2 separate regions of the Homo sapiens genome follow, and region 2 is linked to region 1. A link is an interaction called in ENCODE POLR2A ChIA-PET data of the cell type or tissue named here. Cell type or tissue: K562. All regions are shown on one strand.

Region 1 (5,000 bases):
GGTGTAGGCCTGTAGTCCTAGCTACTGGGAGGCTGAGGCAGGAGCATTGTTTGAGCCCAGGAGACTGAGGCTGCAGTGAGCCATGATCATGCCACTGCACTGTAGCCTGGGTAACAGAGCGAGACCCTGTCTAAAAAAAAAATGAAATGCTGAAGAACAGTGAGATTAAATGCAACAAGAACCTTGGATCTGGCACTTTTTCTAAGCAGAAAGAAAGAGGTAGGCTAAATGAATCTGATCTACATTTATAGGTCAGCCACCTTGAGCTTTTGCAGAAAGGTCCTAGTTTCTTCGAAGACTACTAGGCCACTTGGGAGACACCCTGAAGGGAACATGAGGTTTTTAGCAATCAGGATTAAGAAACTGGATTAAAGGAGGGAAGGTAAAAGCTGTTCCTGGAAAAGGAAGCAGGGAACATACTCTGGGGTAGAGGACATAAAAGACAGGGGCCCTTTTTCAGGAGAGAGAATTTGTCATTGGAGAAGAGTTGGGGCTGGACTTGTTCAGGGACATGGAGACTTAGCATAGCTTCTTTATAAGCAAACTTTAAATCTGAAAGCAACTGTTGAAAGTCCATTCTTGATCAGAGGGAAACATAGGTTCTATAGAAGGAAGGAAAATCACAAACCTAGTTAGTAGAAATAAAATGAGTTGAAAAAAATAAAGTTAGTAAATTAAGAGACAAAAATAAATAGATCACAAAGAAAAAGATTCTGGGTTAGAAACTTGTTTTTCCAATGGATTTTGTTCAATTTAGTAAGAAACAAATTGTAGAGTTGCATACTTACTTTGTCACTCCTTCTCTATCATCAGCATTGCCTGGAAGAAAGAAATAGAAGATGCTCCCTCTCCTGACATCCTGTGTAAGTTAACCTATAATTGGAGCAATCCAGGCTGCCTGCTGTTTAGACTGTACTCTCTCTGCTTGTAGTCAGCCAAAAGTTGGGTTTGTCCAAAGGCTGGTGCAGGAATAATATAGGAAATCCAGAGCAAGGCATTTTGTGGACCAAACAATATGTGTCACAAAGGCCAATGGCTAAGAGTTAGCCCTCCAGTGTGGAAGCCTAGGCCCTGCCCAACCGGGCTGCTGCTGAGACAAGATCGGAAAAATGGACTGAAATTCCTAGGCCAAGTGGAGGAGATTGGTTAGGAATTTAGCTAGAACTGAACACTGTTTGGGAGGAGGGGGCAGTGTGAAAAGTGGAAAAGGAATTGGAAATGTCATGTGATGAGTAGATATTATAAGCTGGAGAAACAGCAACTGTGAGGGTGGATGAGACTGAATCAAGCCACAAGAGACAGAATGAGGTGTTGGTAAGTCAAGAGTTGGTTTAGAAGGAAGAACCTCAGGGACACTGAGCTCTAGATGCAATATTTCTCTTCATCTAGTAGGCCATCAGTTTTGTGTTGAAAAAGCAAAATGTTATTATAGTGAAGATCTGGTTTTTGTAATGCCTGCCAATCCCCTTCATTTGTTCGAGAGCCTTTGTTTTCCTTGGGGAACTGCTTCTGAACTCAATGCTGGATATACCTGTATGGACTGTATCAGTGAGCCTCCTTGCTCGTTGGTTTCCAGTTGGATATGACTAGTGAACTGTGCTCTGAAGAGCCTTGGAGAAAAGTGAGATCAGAGAATTTACCCCCCTACATCTCCATCCCATCTTGGCTTTTTTCCTTCCATGGCATTTGAGATTGGCTCTGTGCGCCTATGCAAGACCATCACTCCTGTCAGATGGCTCGCACTCTACACTTAGCCTCTCTGGCTTCTATGACCACACCCTTCCCTTGTTCTTTTAGGCTTTGGGATGGTAACAGCTCCTGCACTGTTGCTAACCCTAGCATACTGCACTATTGCCATTGTTTTCTCTAACTATACCATGCCATTAAAAATAGTTTCTTTATTAAATTCTCCTCAAATTAGCCAGTTTGAAACCACTATCTATGTTCTGCTAGAACCTGACTGATGCACACTTTCTTATAGTTCAGTTGGAGCTGACTCTACTCCCAGCCACAGGGGCAAATAGGCAAATGGCTGAAACTGGACAGAGCATTGCATCTCCTGGCTCCAGTAACATGATCAAGTGACCCAATCATAGTCAATAGGTCTGAATTTGGAACACTTGTGGAAATTGTTAAGATAAGAGAGTCTTTATAACTATGTTTCCCAAGAAAATAGAATGTGAGGAGAAAGTATGCCTGAGAGAAGAGTCAACAAAGAGAAAAGCAGTGGTGGAAAAGGGAGACTGAGTACTCATGATTATGTTTGAGCCCATAGATAAGCTGGGTGTGAATCTGCACAGTTGTGCTATGAGCTGATAACTCTACCCCCTTCCTTTTAAAAATGCTTTATTCATTTTGAATTGGATTTTCTGTCATTTGTATCTGCAAGGGTCCTGACTGATAGACATGTGGGGGAAACTCCCTGTCCACTGGGGCAGGAGGGCTATTGCTAGGTAGCTCTGTGGAGATGAGAGTCTACAGTGGTGCTATGGTCTCATCATGAGGCAGAGAAGCAAGAATAGGTGCAGAAGAGTCAGAGTGGGCAATAGTGGGGCCAGGGAGTGGAGCAGCTTCTGTGATAGCAGCAGCAGAAACAGCCTGTGGTGACCACAGAGGAGCCATGCTACTGGTCAGTGCTTTTGGCTGCAAATAAAATAGAAATTGTACTAAAAATATCTTAACCAATAAGTGGCTATTTATACAACAAAAAGCCAAGAGGCAGGCAGTTCTAAAGTTAGTTAATTCAGACCGGGCGCGGTGGCTCATGTCTGTAATCTCAACACTTTGGGAGGCTGAGATGGGCAGATCACCTGAGGTCAGGAGCTCGAGACTAGCCTGGCCAACATGGTGAAACCCCATCTCTACTAAAAATACAAAAATTAGCCAGGCATGGTGGTGTGTGCCTGTAGTCCCAGCTACTCAGGAGGCTGAGGCAGTAGAATCACTTGAACTCGGGAGGCAGATGTTGCAGTGAGTCGAGATCATACCACTGCACTCTAGTCCAGGTGACAGAGTGAGACTTCATCTCAAAATAATAATAATAATAATAATAAAAGTTAGTTAATTCAGTTGCACGATGACATCGCGAAGGAAGTATGTGGCTTTCTTATTCCATAGAATGGGAATCTGCCATGCATAGAATGGGTCTTCATTCTCAGGCTTGTCTCCCATGGCTGAAAACGGCTAGCCCACCTCCAGGTATCACATCCTTATACAAGCCCTTTCAAGTCAGGAAAGGCAGGCTCTTCTTTTTATCAGAGAGAAGACTCCCAGCAGACTGTCTCCTGTGTCTCATTGGCCCCTATTGCGTGGTATTGCCCATTGTCTATAACAATCACTGGTAGGGGAGAGGACAATTCCATGATTGGCTTAGACCATGAGTAAACTAATTACAGCATCTGGGTCAAATCTATCCTGCTGCCTGTTTTTGTTTTGTTTTTTAGACAGAGTCTCACTCTGTTGCTCAGGCTGAATGGAGTGCAGTAGTGTGAACATGGCTCACTGTAGCCTCAACTTCCCAGGCTCACGTGATGCTCCCACCTCAGCCTCCTGAGTAGCTGGGACTTCAGGTACATGTGACCACACCTGGCAATTTTTTTTTTTTCTTTTCAGTAGAGATGAGGTCTCACTATGTTGCCCAGGCTGGCTTTCACTTCTGGGCTCAAGTGATCCTCCCACCTCTGCCTCCCAAAGCATTGAGATTACAGGCATGAGCCACTGTGCCTGCCCAGCTGCCTATGTTTGTAAATAAAGTTTTATTGGGACACAACCACACTCAATTGTCTACATATTGTCTACAGCTAATTTTATACTACAACAGCATAGAGTTGAATAATTGTGACAAAGACTATCTGGACCACAAAACTGGAAATATTTCCAGAATATTTTAATATTATAATAAAATTTATTTTTAAAAAAGTTTGCCAAACTTTGGCTTAGACTAATTAACAGCCACCCCAGAGTCACCTTGAACACATGGTAGAGTGAACCCTATCCAATAAAAGTGGAGTCCTGATAGCAAGAACAAAGGGACAGGAGATAGCAATTATTAGGTAGACAAGCCCACCGTGAGTGGGACTGACAGTGGTGGGGTATTGATCAGCTGTGGATATAGCTGCTGCCACACTGGAGAAGCCCATGTATGTTCTTGTTGGAGGAGGGTTAGCTGCTGGTTCAAGGCAGTGGTCATTGTTAATACCATTCTCTGTCTGCTTAGAGGGCTGCTAGGAAGACATCAAAGACTTATTTGGGGCTCAGAAATGCCCCTGGAGTATCACAGAAAGGAGAGGAAACTGGGTTTTATCCTCTAGATTTTGCACTAAGGGGAGGGCCATTCACCAGGAGGTTGATGGGGTTGGAGTTCAGGGTAAGACAAACTGAGAGAACCCTGAGGCAAATATCTCTTTGATTGTCATTGGTTTCTTTTTTCCCATTGGCTGGTAAATTTATATTTAATTTATTTTATTTTGTCAATGTCAAAAAACTCTCAATATGTAAAATTTCCTCCCACAGCATCATGTCATCTACAAAGTACTTTAACTTTTTCTCACTTGTTTCTTTTTACTTATTTTAATTTTAGATTTGGGTTACATATGCAGGTTTTTTACAAGGGCATATTGTGTGATGCTGAGGTTTGGGTTTCCGTTGATCCCATCACCCAGATAGTGAACATAGTACCCAATAGGAAGTTTATCAGCCTTTGCCCCCTTCCCTCTCTCCTAGCAAAATAGTTTACCTATAAAAGGATTTATTCATAAAATTGTTCTTAATTAATTTAAATAGAAGGAAAGTTTATGCCCTTTAGACATACACACACACAAAAATGAAATCTATGCCCTGAGCAACATAACCACATGGTGTACTAATTATTTCATTTAATTAAGCAGTCATTCAATATCTATGCATTAGACATCCACCTACTATGCATTAGACACTGTGGTGTTCACTGGGGAATCAAAGAACACAGTCCCTGCCTTCTGGATATTCACTGGCCTAGTTTG
Region 2 (5,000 bases), 140 kb before region 1:
CCACAGGAAAACTCCCAGCCCAGGTGGTTTCTCTGACATGTTATAACAAATATTTAAGGAAGAATTCATTCCAACTATACACAAACTCTTCCAAAACCAAAAATGATGGGCACCTCATTTTATTCTATTTCACATCTCGACAAGAATGGTACAGGCCACCTCACTCATGAACACTCAGGTCTCTTAGCACAAACGGCTTCTCAAAAAGCCCTTCTCTTACCAAACTAAAGTAGTATCCCCTGTCCCCTGAACCTATTTTATTCTATTTCAAGATCTATATACTACCTGATGTTATTTGTGTGTGTGTATGTGTACATATATAATATTTATTGACTATGTCCCCCACTAAAATTTAAGCTCAGACAACACAGGCTCTGTTTTGTTCCCACTCAATGTTGCCACACTATCTGCCTACAGCAGGCTTCAAAAATATTTGTTCAATTAATAATTGGTTTTGGTTTTGTTGAGAAAATGACAAAAACACAAGTAGAATTCAGTAACGCTTTCAAACGAATTCATACTCTATTATAACAACTGCAAGAGCATCATATACATGCTTTAGTGGTAGGAGTACAATGTACATAATTCAGGATTCAAAAATAACTGATGAAGGAATGAGGCGTTCTTAAATTTCTAAACATCTCCCATCCCCAAGGGGTACCTCAACTCTATTTCAATAGATGTTATATATACTTGCTTCTTCCTTTCTGTAGTAAGCACAAAATCATTCACTAATTCCATAAACAGTTATCATACACTACTATGCCAGACAGTATTCCAGACATTTAGACATTAAGAATACAATAATTAAGACAAGGTAGAGTAATGCATGGGACAGAAAAATAATACCCATAGAGTGTGATATATAGATTGTAAAGCTGAAGCATGATAGAAGAGATAATAAACTTTTTAGGGATAGATGTTTAGGGAAAGTTTCAGTAGTGGTGATACTAAATAAATACTTGTAAAATCAAATACAAAATATTTTTCATTTTACTATACGTGAAATGAGGATATGAAGTCTGAAAGTACTACAGTAATTTACCACCATTAAGATAAGCTAGCCCAAGAATAAAACCAAATCATGGGGAATAATGGAGCAGAATGAATAAGAGAAATTAAGTCCTTGATGTTTTCATGTGAGCCACTGGATGAAGTCTTAGCTAAAGTTTACTAGAAGATGTACTCAGTCCCTTTTTTTGTTTAAGCCAGTTTTGTGTTTTCTGTCACTTGCAATGTAAGAATATAGATCAATCTCTGAATTCTTTCAAAAGGCAAAGCATTTGCTAACTTCAGTGTATACATGTGCAGGGGCACTACTGGTATTTTTGAAAGGACAATTCTGTTTTGTGGGACCATTCCAAACATCACAGGACATTAGTGTATCTGGCCTCTACTTAATAATTATGAGTAGTACCTCGCAGTCACTGTGACAACCAAAAATGTCCCCATATAGTATTTCCAAACATCTCCCATCCCCAAGGGGAACCACAACTCTATTTCAATAGTTGTTACATATAACATACCTGTTTCTTGCAGTAGCTCCAACAGATATGCTTAAATGTACTTAACACAGTCTTAAACAAACTGGGATATACCACTGAAATATTCTAATTTTACATAATAATTCATTTTTAACCAGTCACCTATGACTATTTAAATGTTCAGTCAAAATCTTACGTATAGGCTCGGCACGGTGGCTAACGCCTATAATCCCAGCACTTTGGGATGCCAAGGTGGGCGGATCACTTGAGGTCAGGAGTTCAAGACCAGCCTAGCCAACATTGCGAAACCCTGTCTCTACTAAAAATACAAAAATTAGCTGGGTGTGGTGGCAGGCGCCAGCTACTTGGGAGGCTGAGGCAGGAGAATCGCTGAACCCAAGAGGTAGAGGTTGCACTGAGCTGAGATCAAGCCACTGCACTCCAGCCTGAGTGACTGAACGAGACTCTCTCTCAGAAAATAAACACTGAAATCCTATGTACAGCTTATATTAACTCTTGGTGTAAACAGTGTTTTAAATTTGCCACTATTATCTGAAAATTCTTATTTATTTAAATTTCTCCATACAATACTGTCATTGACACCATCTGTTTTCTTCTAATCAGCCATTTGCTTACCCTCTTCCTAGACTGAAATGCCACATATTCATTTTCCCAGCCTCCTCGTAATTAAAGCAGCGGCACGCCAGGATGGACATCGGAAAGAGGGCTTCTGTGAACGGTTTAGTTGCCTAATTAAGAGATGAAAGGACAAACTTCCACCTGTCTTTGGAGAATGTGATGCCTGGAGCAGAGCCATCTGCAACCATGATGGCAAAGTCTGAGCCCAAAGTTAAGCATGCTAAGGATAGCCAAGCATAAAGATGGAAAGCACCTGAATCCTTGATGAAATCATAGCACAGCTAAACTAACCATGGAATACTCCATTTCTGGACTTTTTATGTGAGATACTGGTTTTTTTTTTTTTTTTGCTATGGAGTCTCGCTCTGTCACCCAGGCTGGAGTGCAGTGATGCAATCCTGGCTCACTGCAACCTCCACTTCCTGGGTTCAAGTGATTCTCCTGCCTCAGCCTCCTGAGTAGTGGGGATTACAGGCGCCTGCCACCATACCCGGCTAATTTTTTTATTTTTAGTAGAGATGGGGTTTCACTATGTTAGCCAGGCTGGTCTCAAACTCCTAACCTCAAGTGATCCGCCCGCCTCAGCCTCCCCAAGTGCTGGGATTACAGGCGTGAGCCACAGCGCCTAGCCCGAGATACTGTTTAAATCAATGTTAACTGGGTATTATACAACTTGGGGGCCTAACTAAACAAGATATATTCAAGATCTGACACGTGATTGACAGTGGGAGAAGAACCAAGATTTCTGAAAGATTTCAAGACTGGGTTGTTGAGAGAGAGGTAGTTAGAAAAGAGAAATCGGGGGAAGAGGAATACAAACGCGCACATGCTGCTGGGTGCAGTGGCTCATGCCTGCAGTCCCAGCACTTTGAGAATCCCAGGTGGATCACTTGAGCCCAGGAGTTTGACACCAGCCTGGGGAATACAGCAAGCCCCGGTCGCTTAAAAAAAAAAAAAAAAGGGCTGGGTGTGGTGATGCACACCTGTAGTCCTAGTTACTCAGGAGGCTAAGGGCTGAGATGGGAGGACTGCTTGAGCCTGAGAGGTCTAGGTTACAGTGAGTTGTGATTATGCCACTACATGCCAGTCTGGGTGGCAGAGTGAAACCCCGTCGGTCTCACAAACAACAAAACATATATGTGCACACACACACTAGGTGAGGGTTGGTGAAGAGATCAAACTGACTCAGTTTAGTATGAGTTAAACTTAGGGTAGTATATATAAGATAGACATATACAGGAGGAAATGGAAGTAGGGAGTTACAGAACCAAGAAACAGCCCCACAGAAATGATGGTTTATATCATAAAGGATATGATCACCAAGAGAACACAGTGAAAAGCATATGGAACCTTGAGGACACTGGTTACTTCCCCAGGATCCACCCCTTCCCCGTATTGTGTTGCAGTCTCTATTTTCAGGTAAGATTCACTCCACTGGCTAAGCCACTTAGGATAATTCCATCCCTCTAGACAAAGATATTGTTACAGGTTTGGCAGCATGATCTATGTTTGTTTAATCAAACTAGAGCTTAGGATTCTTGGGAAAAGGCTAGGAGAAGTGGCCTTCTCTCTTTCTTTGGAAATAAATGAAGGGGCTATAATATGAACATCATTGGTGGCAATTTTTTTTTTATTAGAAGGGAAGTCTAAAGCCCAAACACAAGGACAATGTTGAGAGAACAGCAGATAAATGGGAGCTTAGCCCTGATGACATGACAAAGCACTCTTCAAGCCACTTCTATCTATGTACTTGCCAATTGCAAGAGCCAAAACATCTCTTTGGGTTTTTTTGTTTTTTTGAGATGGGGTCTCGTTCTGTCACCCAGACTGAAGTGCAGTGGCCCAATCATAGCTCACTGCAGCCTTGAACTCCGCCCCTCAAGCAATCCTCCCACTTGGGCCTTCCAAAACTGCTGGGATTACAGGTGTGAGACACCATGGCCCAGCTTATCTTTCATTTTTAAATCCCATTTGCAGCCTAACTGATAAAAGGAAAATGTGAAGAAACTTCCTGAGAAATACAGAATCAGGAAGTATAATGCAGAAAAGCCAAGAAATCTAGATCGTTTTATGACTACAGAAGACAGTATATTTCACAACTGATCTAAGGCAGCAGTCCCCAACCTTTTTGGCACCAGGGAATGGTTTTGTGGAAGACAATTTTTCCATGGGACAGGAGTTGGGTGGGGGATGGTTTCAGGATGAAAATGTTCCACCTCAGATCATCAGGCATTAGTTAGATTCTCATAAAGAACATGCAACCCTGATCCCTTGCATGTGCAGTTCAAAACAAGGTTGGCACTACTATGAGAATCTAATGCCGCCACTGATCTGCCAGGAGGTGGAGCTCAGGTGGTAATGCTTGCTCCCCTGCTGCTCACCTCCTGCTATGCTGCCCAGTTCCTAACACCAAACAAGCCAAGGACTGATACCTGTCTGCAGCCTGGGGTTTGGGGACCCCTGGGTCTAAGGAAACCAAGGATGACAGAGGAAACGTCATTGGATTTGGTGATTCGGAGGTCACAGATAACTTTTAAAACAGTAGTTTCAGTGGTGAAATGGTAAAGGCAGTACGAGTGCAAAGCACAGAAGCATTTAGTAAGAACTCTACAATGTACCAAACACTTGGATGGACATTTAACATGTATTAATTTCTTTAACCACCACCCTGTGAGCTAAGTATAACATATTTTATAGATACAGAATGAAATCTGAATAGTAACATACCCACAGTTACACAGCTACTAAAGTGGTTTTAAAAGACTTCAAAAACCCAGATCAAAAGTTCTATCTTGCTCAAAAGTCAATGTTCTTCCTACTATAACAGCTTCCTGGGATGAAAGAATAAGTCTTTAAAGAAAAGAATAGAAATACAGT

The links. ChIA-PET counts read pairs that join two places held together with the same protein. Peaks named below come from ENCODE experiments on the same cell type or tissue, not always from the same donor. Only the 100,000 strongest peaks of a DNase experiment are listed, where the experiment ranks them.
Region 2: POLR2A ChIA-PET joins it to region 1 with 5 read pairs; 4 of 35 experiments call an interaction of 5 or more read pairs at or near these places.

What each region holds. Positions count from the first base shown.
Region 1 is chr5:112,568,542-112,573,541 of GRCh38, reverse strand. No RefSeq gene overlaps it. Among named protein-coding and RNA genes, the nearest start is that of LINC02200, 57 kb to the left of the region's middle. In K562, no CTCF peak of the experiment used is centred here; a DNase peak (open chromatin) is centred at 2,301.
Region 2 is chr5:112,710,643-112,715,642 of GRCh38, reverse strand. It overlaps a transcript of APC not described here. Among named protein-coding and RNA genes, the nearest start is that of APC, 25 kb to the left of the region's middle. In K562, no CTCF peak of the experiment used is centred here; no DNase peak of the experiment used is centred here.